Linked DNA regions of Mus musculus: region 1 is linked to region 2. The links are chromatin loops, found by intact Hi-C in ENCODE. Cell type or tissue: left cerebral cortex. All regions are shown on one strand.

Region 1 (5,000 bases), 150 kb before region 2:
TGTTAGATGTATGGAAACGCCACAGCTATCCTCAATTTGTGGGCACGACCATCATCTTAAAGATGGAAGAACAGGAATTAAAAAGACCCTGGGGGTGCAGCTCACGGGACGCTCGAAACCATGAGCGACTGCCCTACGGATTCCAAACATGCCTCACTCGAGGGTCCCTTGCTCTGCATGTCCTGCTAACTGTTGTTTTTTTTAATTTGAGACAAGGTCTCACTATCTAGCCCTGGCTGGCTTTGAACTCAGAGATCCACCTGCCTCTGCCTCTCCAGTCCTGCAATTTAAGATGCAAGCCACCACACCTGGCCCCGGGTCCTTGTCATTAAAGGAAAAGAAAATCCTTATTAAAGACCACTTTTCCTACAAATTGTTTTTCACTTTACTAGTATATATATATATATATATTTTTTAAATCTTCAGCCTAAACTACACTGAGATACTGATGTGTTACTGTATTTTAGTGTCACGAAGTTCCTCAGTTGCCACCTACTAAGAATTAGGAGAGGAGGCGCGCTATGTTGAAAGGCTGCGGTAGCTCTGCCAGACGGAGCTGAGCCTGTTCATAAGAGATCCCCCTCTCCCACGGCTTTGATGAATCATAGCCTGCGTGTTGAACTTGGCCCCTTAAGATTTACCTCTTTTATAGGCTCCCTGCCAAATAAAAACTATTTTCTTTTTCATTCCATCTGGCAAAGCCTGGGCTAAAAATAACAGGAGAAATCTCTCAAGATTTTTCTTGTATTTCTAACTCAGAGCAGCTTAAGAAGAGTTGGGGGTGGGGCACGAACCTTTACTGTAGACCCTTGAGAAGTTGGTGTACTCTGGAAGGTGAACACTGACCTATAGCTGAGCGGCGGCTGGCTTGGGAGAAGCAATGAGAAACGAGGTCATCAGGGACAAAGCAAAGAAAAAGACAACGGGAAAAGAAACTAGAAGGGAAGATGAGCTTAGCATAGAAGGAAGAGCTGTCGACTTCCGATTTTTGTCCGTTTTACAATACTGTACCAGAATGGGTTAACGTCAGTCATCATTTTAGCATCTGGGTGGCAATACTCAGTAGTTAATTAACAGAACAGTAAGCCTCTGCCAAGCTGGCTTCTGGAACAGGAACTGCAAGACCCCACACTCAGCCGCTCTTGCAGCTTCCGTCTCCAGTTCTCTTAATCCTGGCCAAGACAGCAGCCCTGGACACTCTCTTCCGGTCGTAAGCCAGGCCCAGGAGAGCCATGCAATCGATGAAGAACGTGGTGAAGTTGATGTGCCAGCGGTACTCACTGGCAGAGTAGTCGTAGGGGAAGGCGTGGTGGTAGTTGTGGAAGCCCTCGCCTGCAAATAGAAGCAAGGAGAACAGAGAGGGGGCTCAGTGCTTCCTCCTCTGCCCACGCCTCTTACCCAGTGGGCTCCTCAGACTTAGGGGAATCAGGGCTGCAGGTGAGTGAATGGCTAAACCCAGTTTCATTTACTCGGAACAGACAGACACCACCAAAGGCATTGCAGTTCCATTTATACTCTGGGACCTACACATCTTGTCTAAGTGACTCCATCTCTAAGAGGATCTCAGTGCTGCAGAGTTTAGGTAATTTATTTCAAACATAAAGAGAACATGAGCAGTTTTTAAATGTACTTTTAGTATTTGTATGAGTTTCTGCATACGCACAATGAGTGCCACAGCGTGCAGGAGTCGGTTTTCTCCTTCCACGAGGTGGGTCTCAGGGATCAAACTCAGGCTGCTCAGGTTTGGCAGGTAAGTGCTTTTACCTGCTGACCCTTCATGACAACCCAGGAAAAATACTTTTAATAATATCCAAAGTTGGAGCTGGAGAGATGGCTCAGTGGTTAAGAGCACTGACTGCTGTTCCAGAGGTCCTGAGTTCAATTCCCAGCAACCACATGGTGGCTCACAATGGGATCTGATGCCCTCTACTGGTGTGTCTGAAGACAGTTACAGTGTACTTATAAGTTAAATATATAATTATATATATATATATATATATGTGTGTGTGTGTATATATATATATATATATATCCATCAAAATATATAGATGTGTGTGTGTGTGTGTGTGTGTGTATAGATATATAGATATATCTAGCTCCATCCAAACTGGCTAAATTGAGTGTTGTACCAAGATATACAAGCACCAATCTGAACAGTGTCGTTGGCTGACCAACAGCTCTTATCAGTAAGAAAAAGAAACCACAGGTCTGCATAGGGAAAACTAACTTGAAAGAACAGGAAAATGTGGGCGGCACAGGTGGCAGAGGCATGCGTGCATGCATCCTGACAACTGGGATTGGATTTATAGCTTGGACCCAACAATTACGATCAACTGATCTGGTAGGACTCCCAGATCAACCCTGTGCGAAGGGGAGCTCCAGCACAAAACAGGAGAAATCAGAAAAACAGAGGATAGGTGGGCAGAGGGTGGCAGGGTGACGAGGAACATGTGCCAACGTGCACCTACAGGTGTCACTAATGGATAAGCCACGCCCAAGCACTCTAGAGATAAAAATGCTATCCAGGAACATACTTGAAATGAATTGTAACTCTAGCTTTTATACAGCATGGCTAAATCAACACATGAAGCTTACACTCATGGAGACGACTCTGCTTTTCTATTAATGATCCCTGCCCTGAGCTGTCAGAGGTAATCAGGAAACGGAAGAACTAACTCAAAAGGTCCCATCACAGGCACATTTTCACCCTTTCCAAAGAAGTTATGGCCTCTCAAAAGAATTCCCTAATAAATTACCATCCCCCATCCCCCCCCCCCAAGTCTCACAGTGGGAAATATCAAAAATCGCATCATCATCATTCCTCTGGCTCCCGGCCAAGAATCTCTAAGAAGCCAGTCACCAGATGTGGTCCTGCTGTGGGGACTTACCCACAGCTCCCATGGAAACCAAGATGTTCTCCCGAGAGCTAATGTTCTTGTCGTAGGGGCGATATCCGTAGAGGTGGGCGGCACTGTTCACCAGCCAGGTGGCGTTGAGCACCACGGCGTATCGCAAGAAGGTGCTAACGCACAGGCTGTTTACAAAAGTCTCGCCCCAGCAGTACCAGGGCACCAGCGTGGGCAGGACGAAGCACATCAGCAGGAGGCCGGGCTTGTAGTACCTACAATGAGATGACATATTTTAGGCTTCATGGAGAGAGAACTCTCACACTCCTTGCAGGCAGGGCTGATTTCTCCCCTGTCCCATGAGTAAAGACCAGAAGGAACCAGCCCAAAACCTGTGGTAGAAGATTTGAGAGCAAGTGCTGTTAGCTCTCTGTTTAGATGGGGGGAGATGGATGCAGTAGATGACCCTGTTATCCCTATTGCTTTCTGGGCTGCCTTTGTCTGTCTGTCTGTCTGTCTGTCTCTCTCTCTCTCTCTCTCTCACATTATTTTATATGTGAGTATACTGTTGCTATCAGACCCCATTACAGATGATTGTGAGCCATCGGGTGGTTGCTGGGAATTGAACTCAGAACCTCTGGAAGAGCAGTCAGTGCTCTTCACAGCGGGGCCATCATCTTTCCAGCCCCTGCCTTTGTTTCCTCTCATGACCACCAGAATCGTCACTTAGCATGTGGTGGCATGCCTCCACTTCCTGCTACCAGTGTTCCTAGATCTGTTCCCCAACCCCCAAACTGTAAGCCTCTGACACAGACAACAGCACTATCCCTCGGGTACACAAGACCACAGATCCTTCCAAGGGAACTGACTCGCCGCGTCCTTCAATAGCCACCATTTTCCTCTCACACCCTAGGAAGTCCCCTGCTTGTAACTCCTTGTTTCTCTGCTTAAGTCTTTCCTACCACCTAACTTGTGCCCTTCCCAAGAGTGGGCAACACTCCTGCCTCACGCTGCTGGAGAAGCCTTTAGTGATTCGGCTGCTAACTTAACTACTTAAGTCTGTGTGGAGGAGTCTGTAGGAAGGGAGTTGGCGATACGTCTTCATCATCGCTCTTTTTCTCTCTCACACCTGGGATTTCAAGCAGAGGCTGCACCCCTGAACACCCACCCTTCAGCTCACTGCCGGCAAGGCCTCTCCCTGGAACCTGGAACCCTCCATGTCTCTGTGTGCTGTGGCTTCAATGCCACTTTCTCCTAAGCCTGCCCCCTGCTCTTTGCAGCTGTCCAGTCTAGACAGATCCTGACTTGCATGGTGACTCTCAGGCTCCTTGACTTATCACCCCCTTATAGGAGGCCACTTAGTCCTGCAAGATAAGCTCTCGATTGCACTCAGGGCCGTCCTGCACCGCTTAGGACAATGAGCAAGGTTTTTGGGTTTTTTTTTGCAGTTAACTGGTGCCTATTATAAGATAACACGCACGGAGGAAAATAGGTTTCTCTCTGTGCCCTACAGGATGTTAAAAATACGTTTTAAAAATGATCTGAACATGTGGACACAGTAAGTCATGGCTTTTACTTTATAATTCCTAATAAAAAATGCAGACAGTGTAAACTGTACATTCCCGGGGGGGGGGGGGCACAGCCTCAGCTTCAACCCCCACACCCTACTCACCTCCTCTGGAACATCACCAGCTTCTCGGCTTTCAGGTCAGACATGTCCAGTTTTCCGCCCTTCTCTTTGACAGCCGGGTGTTTGCGCACAAGCAGCCAACCCACGTGAGAGAAAAAGAAGCCACGGCGGGAATTGTGAGGGTCGGCGTGTGTTTCTGAGAACTTGTGGTGGGCGCGGTGATCTCGGGCCCATTCATACACGTCATTCTGGAAGCACAGGAAAGAGGAACCCAGTATTGAGAAGAGAGGCCCTCCAAGGAGCCTGCAAGGACCTAGATGTCTGCAAGGGCCTGGGACTCTCAGCCCAACTCACAAAATCCTCAGGACTCTGGCTCAAGAATACGCACAGGGTGGAAGGTGAGGGGCTATCCTGTGCTTCATCCTTGCCTTAGGGGCACATATAGAAAAAGCAATTTAAAGTCCCAGAGCAGAGGAACAGCACGGTCACCTCCTGAGGTTATACGAAAGCAAGCGTGGGTAAGT
Region 2 (5,000 bases):
GCAGGGAATCTTTTTTTTTTAAAGATTTATTATTTATTATATGTAAGTATACTGTAGTTGTCTTCAGACACTCCAGAAGAGGGAGTCAGATCTCGTAACGGATGGTTGTGAGCCACCATGTGGTTGCTGGGATTTGAACTCTGGACCTTTGAAAGAGCAGTCGGGTGCTCTTACCTGCTGAGCCATCTCACCAGCCCAAAGCAGGGAATCTTAGATGTGTACTTTTATTAGTTTTGAGCCGGGTCTCACTTTAGTACCGAGGTTCACCTTGAACTTGATTTGATTCTTCCTCTACCCTCAGCTCCTCAAATACCTAAGAATCATAGACATCTTCCACCCTTCTCAGGTCTCATTAATTCAAAATATTGATTATTCTCTTTATGGAGGATGAATTTCAGGAGCAGGGAGTGAAAAGGAAACCTGGAGCTGTGGTGGTGGCATCTGGTTATTCAGGGGCAAAGAAATGGAATAATCTCTGTATAAGATCCTGAAGTTCTAACATAGCCAGTAAGAGTCAGAACTTGAAGGAGAAACGAAAGAACTTGTTGCAGGTAGAATCAGAAGACCCCAAAGATCCTGGCTTTTCTATATGGTCTTCTTTTTTTAGAGAGCAATACTCAGAGATCAAGACAAGAGTCTGGTGAAGGGGCTGGGAGTGGTTTGAGTGGTTACAGTTGCTTCAACCCCTTGTTCTTCTTAGACTGGGGCACGAGGAGCACGAGATCACCGCTGCCTTCACCAGGTTTGATCAGGATGGGGACCACATACTGGATGAGGAGGAGCAGGAACAGATGCGGCAGGGACTGGAAGAGGAGAGGGTGAGCAGGACCGTTTGGTGGGCAAGAAGTATATACACATCCCTTACTTGTCCTCCCTCCCCACCACATCTAAGCCAAATCCAAGCTGAATGTCCTCCCACAAATGAGTGAGAAAGAACTCTCTAGAATAATGGTTCTCAAACTGCTACGCATTAAATATCCAGGAGAGCCTTTAGACACCCCCACTCTCTGTCCCCATGTCCTAGATCAATCACATCAGAATGCCCTGCGTGGTAGGGCTAATTATAACATTAGAACGTTCTAAAATTTCCTAGATGATTCCAGCATACAGCCAACGTTCAGAACCATTGCTTTTGCAAGATTGTAATCCTTGATGAGGGCTGGTGAGATGGCTCAGTGGTTAAGAGCACCGACTGCTCTTCCGAAGGTCCTGAGTTCAAATCCCAGCAACCACATGGTGGCTCGCAACCATCTGTAACAAGATCTGACGCCCTCTTCTGGAGTGTCTTAAGACAGCTACAGTGTACTCACATATAATAAAATAAATAAGTCTTTAAAAAATAATCCTTGATGATCCTCCATGAGAAATTGTTTTCTTGGAATTTCGAAATTGACTACTGTGCCTGCTCCATCCTTATTAAGTGGAGGTCAGAAAATTCAAGGGCAGTATCACTAGACATAGGGAGGACGAACAGAGACCAGAAGGCTAAGACTGGGATTGTAATTCACAGTAGAGGCTGGATCAAAAGAAGGTGACTGTCCAGACTCAGCATCTTCCCGCTAACATCCGATTTCCTGAGCAGGTGACCCTCAATGCTGAGATTGAGAACCTAGGCCGGTCTGTTGGACACAGCCCCCCAGGCGAATTGGGCGCGGAGGCTGCCAGAGGACAAAGCTGGGTTTCTGGAGAAGAATTCGACATGTATGTGGAGGCCAGGGCCTAGGGATGGCTGGCTGTGGCATCTTTTGAGACTCTCTCCACAATTCCCAATTCCCTTTGCTGGTCCAGTGGGAGTTTCTGGTCCCCTGCGACCCTCCCTCCTCCCTGTAAGCTTGAGCCTTGCCTTCCTCCCTCCCATCTAGACAAACACCACAGTACTGTCTCTAATACAATACTCCTGTGCACACCCAGACACCATTTCAGCTTCCTTGGTCTCTCTCAAATCCTACTCAGGCTCACAAGGAGAGTTCTGCAGCTGCAGTGTGTTCTGGAAGGAGTTGTGTCCCAGATTGATGCTGTAGGCTCAAAGCTGAAGATGCTGGAGAGGAAAGGGGAGCTGGCTCCCTCCCCAGGAATGGTGAGTGCCCTCCAGTTGGGTCCGCTGAGTTCTTTACTGCTGGAATCCATCTTATTTTCTAGACAGTTAGGAGTGAGGGGCATTCTAGAAAGACGAGGGAAGTAATACTCACAGTGGTCACTTCTCTGTGGAGGTGGGTGGAGGACAGGTCCAGAAGTTGCTGTCAGCCTATAGATTACCTTGACCTTTTAGGAGGGTCTTTGAGTTGTTATAACCAACTATGAAACTATGAAAGAATAGACTGCTTATAAACTACCGAAGTATATTTTTCAGTTTGGGAGACTGGGAGGCCCAAGATCAAGTGACTAGCAGATTTAGGATCTAGTGAAAGTCAACTTCTTGCTTCATGGACTATTCAACTTAAGTGTTCTCATGTGGTGGGAGGAAAGAGGGACACTAATTCCCCTTATAAGGACTCCACACTCCCGATCTCACCCCCCCAAAGGCCTCACTTCCTAGTACTGTCACATTGGGGATTTGGATGTCAGCAAAAAACTTTGGGGAGACCCAAACATCAGTCTATAGCAATCTAGGTTCTTTGTTAATAAGTTGCAGAGAAAAATAAACTCTCCTTCAAATGAGCTATTCCTTTTTCTTCCAACAGGGGGAACCAGCTGTTTGGGAGAACCTGTATAATCCGTCCTAGGTGTCACTCCAGCTCCCTGGGAGTTCAGGGTGGACAGGAGGATGGAAAAGGGGTCCTAAAGCAACAGACAGCAAATTCTTCTCTCTATGCCTCCCCCACAAGCCTCATCTCCATCTCCATCCTCATCCTTTCTAGGGCAGCATGTTTCATGATGGCTGCTATGAAGTTCCCCCTGTATCTGGCCTTTTCAGCCGATGTTTTTGTGTGTAGCTGGGCAGCATGCTTAGACTTGTCCCTTGGTGTTTCTTTATGGAGTTGCACAGCTCTGTGAAGTAGCATTTCCTACCAGGCCCCTCTCTTCCTGGGCACTTACTTCTGCCAGAGTTGATTGACATCAACAACAAACAAGAAAAAGGAGCAGATGGGAATGACTCTCCGGAAGACCTCAGACAACCACGATTAGTTAACAGGTAGAAGTCCAAAGAGTGGGCGATGGATGTCTTCCTACGTTCCAGTAACTCTTACCCTTTGTGTGCATCACGATATCTGCCACTGGCAGGCATGGTTGTGTGTAGGAGGCCTTCCCTTTCTTTCCTCATGGGGTTTCCCTGTAAAAGAGAAAAGGAAGCTGTAGTGGAAAGAAGATTTTTGTGTGGTGAGATTCCAACAGAGGAGTTAAGAGTGACCCCCTCCAAAGGTGAAGTCAGTGAATTCTGGAGGAGCCTGCCTTCTGGTTCTTATGTTCCAGCGACTAGCTGGAACTGAGGGGACTTCAAACCTGGAATCAAACAAAACCTGAAGGAATCAAGCCAGAAAGGCTATCAGGATTCATTGATCTTTTGGACTAATATGTGGTGGTCTCTGGCTCTCTTCGTCATAGGACAATGTGAGGTTCCAAGGTGATTAGCAATAAAATTCTTTAGAAAACCACGTCTTTGCATTTCCTTCTGGGGCTATTGAGAGAAGAGAGAAGGATAAGAGTGTAAGACATTGTTGTACACTCTCTGGAATGTACTGGGGGCCATGTCAATCTCAGGGAGGTTGCTTCTCCCAGCAATCTTGAAATAAGAAGCCTTGGTTCATAGGAATGTTTGAAACGGCGGGTACTTTGATTATCCTATAGAAAGGAGTGGAGAGAAGGAGAATCAGTCTAGGGAGAATCAGTCTTCAGAGAGGAGATTAGAGGATAACCAAGACTAAGTTAAACTTAGTCAAAAACTCTACACTTAAGATTTTGGATGCTCAGGAGCCTGCATCCTGAAAACCCTTACACACCTCTTTCCCCCTCTCCAGTGACTCTCATTCCCTCACACTGAGCCTTCTATTCATCCCTGTCACCCCCACCTGTTCTCACCACCCCCCTCCCCCAAGCATTCCGTAAACCCGCTAGACGCGTGCAACAACTAAGTATAATCAAGATAACCTATGTGTCAGTGACGTCGGAAGTTTCCTTCAAGAGAGGTCCTTTCAACTAAACATTAGGGGCTAGCTTGCACTTCAAGAGATGTGAGTCAGAGAGTTGATACTAGTCCAAGGCCTATGGGAAAGGTAAGGGAGATTCCATCAAGAATCAAGGCCAAAGCCGGGCGGTGGTGGCACATGCCTTTAATCCCTGATTTCTGAGTTTGAGGCCAGCCTGGTCTACAAAGTGAGTTCCAAGACAGCCAGGGCTACACAGAAAAATCCTGTCTCGAAAAACCAAAAAAAAAAAAAAAGAAGATTCAAGGCCGAAATCTTGTGGGAGACACCCTGTAAAAGCGAATCCCTGAACAATTCTTTGATGAACAAAACATGTCAGGGTGCTGGTGTCTGGGGAGGAGGCCACCTCTCTCCAATAACTTTAGCTGACATGTTATGATGGGTCCACAACCCAAGACAGGCCGTGGCTGGCACAAGTGACCGTTCTAGAGTGTGGCTGCAGGGACGAACGCATTGCCAACCAGGTACTGTGATCTCAGTAACGGGCTAATTCGCAATAGCCTTAGCTTCAGTTTCAGCTTCATGCTTGGACTTTGATAAAAGGTCCTTATTTGAGGTGTGACTTGGGCAAGCCGATCAAAGCAAGGAAGCTGTGAGCAAGCGGCGGGGCGGGGCACCCGCGGGGCGCACGCGCAGATGCCCTTAGAACCGGAAGCAGCCTTGGGTCGGGCATGGCGGCGGCTGCGGAGGGCGTCCCGGCGACGCGACGGGAGGAGCAGCCACCTCGAGGTACTACCCTGTGTGGATGGAGATGCGGCGGCTGATGGTGGGGAGGCTAGGTCCGGATGCAGGAGCCGGTGGACCTGTCTACCGCAGTCAGGGCACTGAGACGAAAGCCTAGCTCCTGAGCATGGGAAC

Evidence for each region. Peaks named below come from ENCODE experiments on the same cell type or tissue, not always from the same donor. Only the 100,000 strongest peaks of a DNase experiment are listed, where the experiment ranks them.
Region 1: a loop joins it to region 2, with 2.5 times the contacts of the local background. A loop is called at or near these places in 3 of 42 quality-filtered maps.

The regions. Positions count from the first base shown.
Region 1 is chr19:44,299,333-44,304,332 of GRCm38, reverse strand. It overlaps Scd2 (stearoyl-Coenzyme A desaturase 2), which reads right to left. Exons shown (of 6, transcript NM_009128.2): 4 at 4,519-4,724; 5 at 2,889-3,121; 6 at 1-1,332. The coding sequence ends at 1,133. It overlaps Mir5114 (microRNA 5114), which reads right to left and starts at 1,162; the gene lies at 1,102-1,162. In left cerebral cortex, a CTCF peak has its summit at 1,913 (motif pointing left); DNase peaks (open chromatin) are centred at 2,334, 3,027, 3,858, 4,937 and 3 more places; H3K4me3 peaks cover 1,249 bases; H3K27ac peaks cover 4,046 bases.
Region 2 is chr19:44,146,230-44,151,229 of GRCm38, reverse strand. Bloc1s2 (biogenesis of lysosomal organelles complex-1, subunit 2) reads left to right here and starts at 4,784. Exons shown (of 5, transcript NM_028607.1): 1 at 4,784-4,871. The coding sequence starts at 4,814. Pkd2l1 (polycystic kidney disease 2-like 1) reads left to right here. Exons shown (of 15, transcript NM_181422.3): 12 at 701-818; 13 at 1,583-1,701; 14 at 1,954-2,077; 15 at 2,682-3,593. The coding sequence ends at 2,723. In left cerebral cortex, a CTCF peak has its summit at 2,675 (motif pointing right); a DNase peak (open chromatin) is centred at 4,786; H3K4me3 peaks cover 611 bases; H3K27ac peaks cover 600 bases.